2 separate regions of the Homo sapiens genome follow, and region 1 is linked to region 2. The links are chromatin loops, found by intact Hi-C in ENCODE. Cell type or tissue: dorsolateral prefrontal cortex. All regions are shown on one strand. Each heading gives the region's core, and the rest is flanking DNA. Links, peaks and the distances in the headings are about the cores only. Region 1 overlaps SLC16A7 (solute carrier family 16 member 7). Region 2 has its middle 120 kb from the start of LINC02448.

What was found. Hi-C counts contacts between places; a loop is a spot of excess contacts. Peaks named below come from ENCODE experiments on the same cell type or tissue, not always from the same donor. Only the 100,000 strongest peaks of a DNase experiment are listed, where the experiment ranks them.
Region 1: a loop joins it to region 2, with 6 times the contacts of the local background. A loop is called at or near these places in 5 of 110 quality-filtered maps.

Annotation. Positions count from the first base shown.
Region 1 is chr12:59,778,370-59,782,779 of GRCh38, reverse strand. SLC16A7 (solute carrier family 16 member 7) reads right to left here. Exons shown (of 6, transcript NM_001270623.2): 6 at 1-3,357. The coding sequence ends at 3,101. Among named protein-coding and RNA genes, the nearest start is that of SLC16A7, 180 kb to the right of the region's middle. In dorsolateral prefrontal cortex, for the core only: a CTCF peak has its summit at 1,840 (motif pointing right); no DNase peak of the experiment used is centred there; H3K27ac peaks cover 318 bases.
Region 2 is chr12:59,401,719-59,406,128 of GRCh38, reverse strand. No RefSeq gene overlaps it. Among named protein-coding and RNA genes, the nearest start is that of LINC02448, 120 kb to the left of the region's middle. In dorsolateral prefrontal cortex, for the core only: CTCF peaks have their summits at 2,442 and 2,642 (motif pointing left); a DNase peak (open chromatin) is centred at 2,658; H3K4me3 peaks cover 817 bases.

The DNA.
Region 1 (4,410 bases), core at 145-4,144, 380 kb before region 2:
TAGGTGAATGCAAAAAGGATCAGGAAAGGGGGTGAGGATAGGTCAGGAAAAGTGCAAACACAATGTTCTATTCATAAATTAGTGATGGCATATTTAAGGTTAAGTAGTAAAAAATATGGGGGGCTCAGTTAACACGAATGAAAAAATAGTTAAAGTAGCCATGAATTATCTGGATACCTTGATTTAATGACACCCTTTCTTCTGTACAATTTCATAATGTGGGAATAGAGATTAGTGGGGATTGTAGTGGTATACCCTGACTTTGCTTCATGATATCTCAAATGTTTAAAACCTATTATTCCCTAGAGAAAGAAATATGTTCATACTAATTGTTGCAGAGGCAGAAGCCAAATATATCTCCTCCTCCATTTATGTGACTATATAGTAATGAAAATCCTAGGTTGATACACTTTTCTCAATCTTGGAAAGATTCTGCTAAAGCAGCAAATCTTCTAACAAGTTCAAGAGGGTGGGGAGAGTGAACAAGTAGAATAATTTATATTACCCTGGAACAATTCTGAATCCTGTAGGTATTTATGTCACTGTTTCAATTGTGTTCTGGTTTAACTGTCAATATTTATGCATAGCAGTTAACGTGTGTGCATATTTGTAACTGTGCAGTGCTACTGCCAGGTGTGACTGTACAAATCATGTGCTTTGAATGTGCAAGTTTTACTTTCTTTTCTAACAATTTAATACAGTGTTAGAAATAAATAACGAATGAAGACAACCAAAGAGCAGCCAGACAAATGTGAACTGGTTTTGACGTGACGAGAAACTCATCAGTAAGTAAATAAACCTCCTCCCTGGAGAAGGCCACTGAAATGCACCCAGGAGGATGTCTCTACTAGAAGGTAATAAAAAATATATATAATGTAGTCTTTGACCTAAAACCTCATGATTATTACTTTGCCATTTATTTCCCCCTGGTATCTGATGTTCATATTAGTTTAATGTGCCTTTTCAGAGAATTCAAGACACTTTTTGGAAAGTAGAATTTTTTTTTGAAAATTTATGATTGGAGAGGTACTACACAATTTAGAGGTTACATTTCTTGACAAATCTGAGTTGAATAAAAAAGAACTAAAAATATAAACATAGCTAATTCAAGAATCAAGATCGGGTGAAACTAAATTAAAAACAGCCATAAAGTCCCACATTTTCCCTAATTTATTTACCTATGATATTGGCACATCTTGTTTTACTTAACATTTGAAAAATACAAATATCTCTTCATATGCAAAAGAGCAAATGTTAAATGAAAAACTGAATTTTATATAGCTTCCTAAATATGAGCCACATGCTTAAGCAGTGAATTAACTTTATGAATCAAATGTTTAATGTTAACTATTACAAAAGCCTGGTATCCAGGTGCAATCTCACCAGAAAAAAATAGCACCTGCCTTTATTACAATAAAAAAAATGGCTAATTCCCTTTGACATCTTAAGAGTGACACTACTTTGTCAAGCACTAAATACTTTTTAAATTAATCATGTTAAACTTCAGATTTATAGATATAAATATTGTATTTATAACTTTAGTCATAATGTACAATTTCTTTCTTGTTTAAAAGTACTTTCTCACTCAAAATGGTATTTATAGTTTAAAAAGAATATGCCTCTGTATTCAGGAGTGATTCAAATTCCCAGATGTTTTCACATAGTTATGAAAATGGGAAAGTGCTGAATTAAACTGGGCTGCAATATTTCAAGTTTTTTGCTATCAGGTTATAAACTATACCTACGATTGCAAGTCATACAGTGCCTCTATTTCTAGAAGGCTTTTAAAGTTTCCTGGCTTAGTTATGTCCAAAGGCAGCAGGAAGTCTCATCAGTAGAGGGCAGAATTTTCAAGTGCTGCCATTCTTATCCCAGGAGGCATTTCCAGTGGTTGAGCACAAGGCCTGTTTGTAGTTTGCTTTTGCTCTTGCATTTTGTGGAAGGGAAGGAACTGAGAGAGCTTAGAGGGTTCATTAAAACCACCCCTCACTCTCTTAGTCGTAGTCAGATGGAGTATTCATAACAGTAACCTCCAATTACCACTATGTGTTGGGAAAAATTAGAATTCGGTCTACTTACAATCCTGCCAACTAGGATTTTACTTTGATATTTCAGTATAACAGTGAATCTGGATTGATGCCTGATTAAAATAAAATCCCTGATTATTACTTTCTGGATTACGAACTAAAATCCCTGTAAAATCAATGGATGTGACTCATTGTTAAGAGTCATGCAGACTTTTACATATTAGGTAAGAATTCTAAAAATTATTTGAGGGTTCTATTCTCTAGCACCAGGTACTAATGCTCCCTACTCAAAAAAAATCATGTGCATGGATTAATCAAGTCTAACAGTGCTCAGATTTAATGGTTTAACATTGATTTTCTTTTCTTTGTCAAACTTATATATGCAAATATTTTTATAGTAGTCAGATGTTATTTTTGAATAAGGATCACCCTCATTTTTACCCATGTGCTTATCTTTAAAACCAACATTGTAAAGTAGCACGCAGACATATGTTTCTTTTATCTTCATGGATTATTTTTACCTTAAAAATAAATTATCATTTTTTTTTTTGAATTTGGGTTTTATTCTCCAGATACTCTGTGTACATGTGGGTAAGTATGTGGGAGTATGTGTGTTTGTGTGTAAGAGGGGATAATTAATTGTCTCTCAACTCTATCTCATACTTTAATATCAAATAAAAAATGAAATGTATAAAGGGTCACTTTGTAGGATTAGGCATCCTCCTTCTACCTACTTAAACCAGGGGTTTGGGATTCAGAATTCTCCATATAACCAAGACCGAAAGTCACTGGAAGACTTTAAAATTAGTATTTTAACCACCACACCCAGAGTCAGGTATGGAAATAAACCTATAGCATGGATTCTTTCTATGCATAATCTCAAAATTTAACTACCCAAATAAGTAAGTTTTTAAAAACTAATTTAAAATTTGCCATTGAGGAAAATATCACCTCCATCCTTAATTGTGACTCCTCATTTCAGCTAAAACCTTTTCTAATACTTTAAAAAAACAAAATGAAAAACAAACTCCTAGATAAAGTCATAAACACTGAAATCAGAGATGTGATTCTTGTTAAATGTTAGTTTCTCTTTCTGAGGTTACACTCTGTGCATTTGAAACTTTGACGTTAACATCTTCCGAATGTTTAGATTTGCTCAAGGGTTCAGATTCTCTGGTCTTCTGCCTTGCATTTTCCTCCTTCCTTTCCTTTGCAAGCAATCTATAGTTGATAGCATTGCCAATGAGCAGCCACACGCTTGCTGCTACCACAATAGCCCCACAGGACATGTACATGTATTTATATTCTCCAGTTAAATCCACCAATTTACCTAGAAGACAAAGAACATCTTTTAAGTTGGCATAATAAAACAGTCATATAATGATAAAAATTCAAATAAATTATTCTTCAAAGTATATTCCTCTTATTTAAATTAATGTCAAATAAGACTTTAAAAATAAAAAAATCTAGATTATGACTTCTACATATGCTTAGTAAAGGTATGCAGAGACACTTACAGTATTATATTACTAGTACATTAAATTTACTAAAAATTATTTCTCTCAGTAAAATATACAAACAAGACAAACTAGGCATTTTTTGTGTGTATATATTAATACATACATGAGTGAGGTATATTTTTATATCTATACATGTGAATATAGATATCTCTATTTACAGCACACGTTAGGATTGCTTCACCCTTTCCATGCTTCCTTTTCTCTTCAATAGAGAAAAATTACTTTCTTTAGGAGAAACCCAAAGGCTTTTACATGGTTCCTAACAGTGTCTAATATTTACTAAGTGCTTTCTCTATGCCCCATACTAGCCTAAGAATTTTATCTGTAATAGCTCACTTGATCCTTACAAGGAGTACTGTGAAGTAATCTGGGCATGGTTATGTAGCTAGTTAGTGGTAGAATCTAGACTCTTAACTGAGGTCTGTCTGTACTCATTCTTAACTACTCTGCAGAATGGCTTCACCTAACCTGTTGTTTAAGTGCCATGTCACTATTTGAGCTAATCCTAGTTTTTCACTTTATCTGAGTCTAAATTATTAAGGTGAAACTAATCAGTAAAAAAACTATTCCACTTGATTATTGAGACCATTTAAAATCTAGCCTGGTGCCATTTAATATGAAGGTTAATTGACTTTTAAAATTTTGTCAGCTTATATTTAGTTTTGTCTCTTGCTTATGCAGGCATCTAATTCTTCGTAATTATTAACAGCAGCAAAATTTAGTGTATACAAATCTATATAAATTAGCATATGCATTCCAAGTGATTCTGATATACAACTTTCAAACCAGTCTGTTTAGTCAGAATCCATAGCATTCTCCCTAGAATCTAGTCAGTGGCTCAACATTAAATTTGGCTACTTGTA
Region 2 (4,410 bases), core at 185-4,184:
TGACAGATGTAGTTATTCACCTACAGGTTTCCCTAGAGTAGTTTTCTAGTCTTAAATTCTAGCCCTCTTCAGTATGAATGCCAATCCAGTAACAACAGATCTATGTGAGTGAGGAATAAATGCAGCCTGTGCTACCTAAGAGCTGTGTGACCTTCAGTAATTTACTTGGTATCTCTGAGCTTGATTTTCCCCATTTACAGAGTGGGGATTTCAGATTATTTTAAGAATTTCTTGACATAATGTATATAAACGACCTGACATATAGCAAGCACTAAACAAATAAGCTCTTATCACTATTATGTTCCATTTCCACTTTAGTTTCTTCTAGTCACCCCAACCAACATACTCTTTTTCTGTTGTTAACTAAAGAATCCTACCACTCTTGTAAATCCTATCTCAAATTCAACATTTCTTTGGAAATTTTTTAAAATGTCTTAAAGTGGAAGTGATTTCTCTGCCTTCTGAAACCCTTGAATGCCTTCTATAGGTAAAAGTAAAATGGAAAGCAATTGTTATCTTGTTTTAAAATTCTATGTATGCAATTTTTATTTTTCATCACTATGTACTTGGTTGCTAAAACAATAACCCACATATAAGATTTGTTTAATAAATGTGTGTAAAAATTGATTATATGAATTGGAGTTGTCTTGTCATACACAACTAAATTAGTATTGAGAGAGCAGGAAAAAAAAATAGTTGGGCACAAAGCACCTGCCCAGGAGTTATCTCACAAGCCAGCTGCCAAAATGACCTGCTATAACTTTAAGAGTAGTTTTACCTAGTAGCTGCAGAAATGAACCACAGTAATTCTAAGACTAGTTTTACGTACCACTGTCACTTATCAGTCAGAGCTTGCCAGCTCCTGTAAACATTGATGGTGATGAGTTTTATTTCAAAACAATACATAACATTTTTCTTTCTAATAAAATGTCTAATTTTCTCTTTCTTCTTCATGCATACCAAAGACCACCCTGGTCAGTATGTATGCCCAAAATTGCAATTCTCTTTTTTATATATTGCCAGATAAAAAGTTTTGCTTAGAGATTCATTTGTCTATTTTTATTTTACTTAGACATCTGGGCTCAAACAATGGATATATGAATAAATATATAAATTCCCAGCCCCCAATTGGGTTAATATGACTTGTTCTTCAGTTGTGAAACACATCATTGTAAGTTTCACATATGAAAAATTATAATATGTAGCATATGTAGTTCATTTAGGTGAAAATAAAGAGTAAGCCTAAAAACGTTGGTGAATTAAACCAGAAATAAAAGAAGAGAATCATCTGATTTTGTCATATTAAAACATTGTTTAATCTTCAAAAACACTGGAACTTCTAAAAGTTTATGAAGAAAATATACACGACAAGTTTTGTTTTCTTAAATGTGAGGTATGTTTATGCTAACTTTATAAAGAGACATAAAAATTAGTTCCAGTTTCGGCAGTTTTCTCACAGTATATATAAGATTTATTTTAGACAGATATTTTCTCCAGAAAAAGAAAAAATGACTTGTTGATATAAAGCCATTTTGAAGGACTTGCCAATTTAAAGTGTTTCTCAATGATTTTTTGGGCAAATTGGCAACTTGAGCAATTACTTAGTGAATTTGATCCTGATATTTGGACTTACAGACATTTGTTTTTCAGAGCTCATGCTTGCTTCATTCAAATAATGATACAAGCAATTGTTTCTTTTTTTGAAGTAAATCCAAATTTTATGCAATAATTACATTTATTGAGCAATGAAATCTTGGTCAACTCAGTTGAACAAATATTTATTAAAAGAACTGATATGTGTAAAGAACAGTACAATTCACTATTGTAGGTTCTAGAATTAGAATATGATTTTATTGCATCATAAGGTACAACTATGATAATATTTTAAAATAACAAATATTAACAAGAATGAAAATAGATTTCTTTTACACTCAAGAATTTTTCCTGTTCAAGAGTACTTTCCAAAGTACACAAAAGCCTTCTTTATATTTATATTTAGAAACCACATAAAACATTTTTTAGCTAATGAGTTGATTGGCTTTTGTGGCCCCAGAAGGACACAATAAGCTCATCTATTTTTGACCTTAGTCTCAAGCATTAGTCTCAAGCATTAGTCTCAAGTGTTTCCAATTCATTTCCTGAAATGTATAAGAGCATAATCAAAAATTTATTAAAATGTCCTCTTTTTTCCCTTTTTCTCATTCCCAGGAGCACTGCTTTCACTTTAATGTCCCTGGTTTTCCATGAGAATTTATTCATCATTAGTTGGGGTAGATGAAGGACAGTCAGAGAAGAGGTCTTGAGGCTCCCTCACAGAGTTATGAAACATGAAGGATAAATGCCTGTTACCCTGACAGGGGAGGAGGAGAGTGAGGGTCTGTGGGAATCATTGGGAGAGAGCTTGATTTTGTGAGGAGAGCCTGAGAGATGATGTAACCAAATTGGCAAGAGAGAAAACTAACCTCATTAGTTTTATTTATCCTTATTTATGTTTAAAAGATTTTTTTCATAAAAATGTTTTCAAGCACACATTTAAAACATTGTGTCATTTCCATTTCCAAGGAAACTTCTGAGAAATTGTATTTTAATTATTGCACCAGTGTTTTGCATTCAGAGACCCACGATGATCAGTTCGGCATTTGGAATTAAGCAACACTGCCCTCTAGAGATCGTTGAGGTGCTGCCTCAAGAGATGTCCAACTGTCAGGAATGAACTGGGAGAAACAAATGCCCTTCCACATTGCTTAATGCACTTAGGCCCTAAAAGTAGTGTAAAAAAACAGGCTGTGGTCATAGCATTGCTTTCTGTCATGTACAGATCCATTGACTGAGATATGCAGTGAAAGGAATCCAAGCTGGCTGGGAAGAAAATCACTTGGCCCCCCGAGATAAATGTGGTCAAGGAATCCTGACTGACAACGTCAGCAAAAGCAGAAAGGTCAGTCAGCACTTTGGAAAGAAGGCCCGTGTACAAAGACTTCATAATGCTGCTGTGGGAATCTTTTCTAAAGCAACTAGATATATACAAAATAAAATGAATTTAAAGGAACTTCAGGGAGGAAGAGAGGGAGGGAGGGAAAGAGAGAGAAACAGCAGTGGAGTGTGATGGATCTAGAGGAGTTCAAATAATCTGTTGGGTATCATGAAGTTTGATGGTTCAGAAGACATGAAGAACACTTCACACAGAGACCCAGTCAGCTATTGTATATTGTGAACCATAGAATAATAACAATCAAAGGAGAAGTAAGACAATGAGAAAAATAGTCATCAGAACACCCCATCTCTAATGCCCCCATTATCACCAACTTAGGGACTCCCTAAGGACATACTCAAAGAGAAATTATTTGAATCAACTATTTTTTCAGATTTCGTTGCAGTTTCGGTAAAAACTTCCCTCATCAAATGAACTGAAAAATAATCCTTTCTCCAGCATTTTCAGGAAGAGTTTGTGAAGGTTTGATATATCTTCTGCAAATATCTGACAGAATTCACCAACAAAGGTATGTAGGCCTAGATTTTCTTTGTGGGGAGATTTTTAATTACTTATTTAATATCTTTTTTGTTATGGATCTACTCATTTTCACTTTCTTCTTGAGTCAGTTTTGATCATTGTGTTTTTCTAGGAATTTACTCATTTCATTGAAGTTGTCTACTAAAATAAAGTTGTTTATAGTATTTCCTTATAATTCTTTTCATTTCTGCAGGGTCAGTAGCGATGATCCCTCTTTCATTCCTGTTTTGTCAATTTTTGCCTTTTCTTTTTCCTTCTTTTTTCAATGCTTTTTCGGTAGAGGGCTTGTTGAGCTGCTTACTGCACAACTCCAGAAGTAGTATCATGTATTTGGTTTTTTTTTAGACAACATAATCCACTTTAGGTGGTTGAATAAAAAGAATCATTCCAATATACAATACAGAAGAGTCAAGGACCTAGCCCTGAATATTGTGCAACCAGAACCAGGGAAAATGAGCCAGGGAAAATGCCCTGCTATGCCACAGGATTCAGTCAGTAGAGAACGGATGCAAAAAATGCTGTTAAAGTAGCCCCAAGCAAACAAATGCCTCCTACTGTTCTATGTGCCGGAAGATACATTCTTCTAGTGTGTGGTGCCACCTCAAGTCACTCATTTCTGACTCACACCTACTTGGTAGAACTTATGTCACATATAGCAACCCAGTTGAAAAAGAGTCTGAGAAATTTTTATTTTCACTAGCATTATTATACAGAAAATAAAATTAGAGAAGGTTGAAGTAGGTGTTGAATGAGCCAATTTACGTTTTATACCACAATGACTTCGCATGATCTGACCACTTACCATTCCTCCAACCTTATCTCAATACACTCCTCAAATGACCATTCATTATGCTCTAATCATTCTGTCCTTTTTTTCTGTCTCAGGATAACCTTGGAAA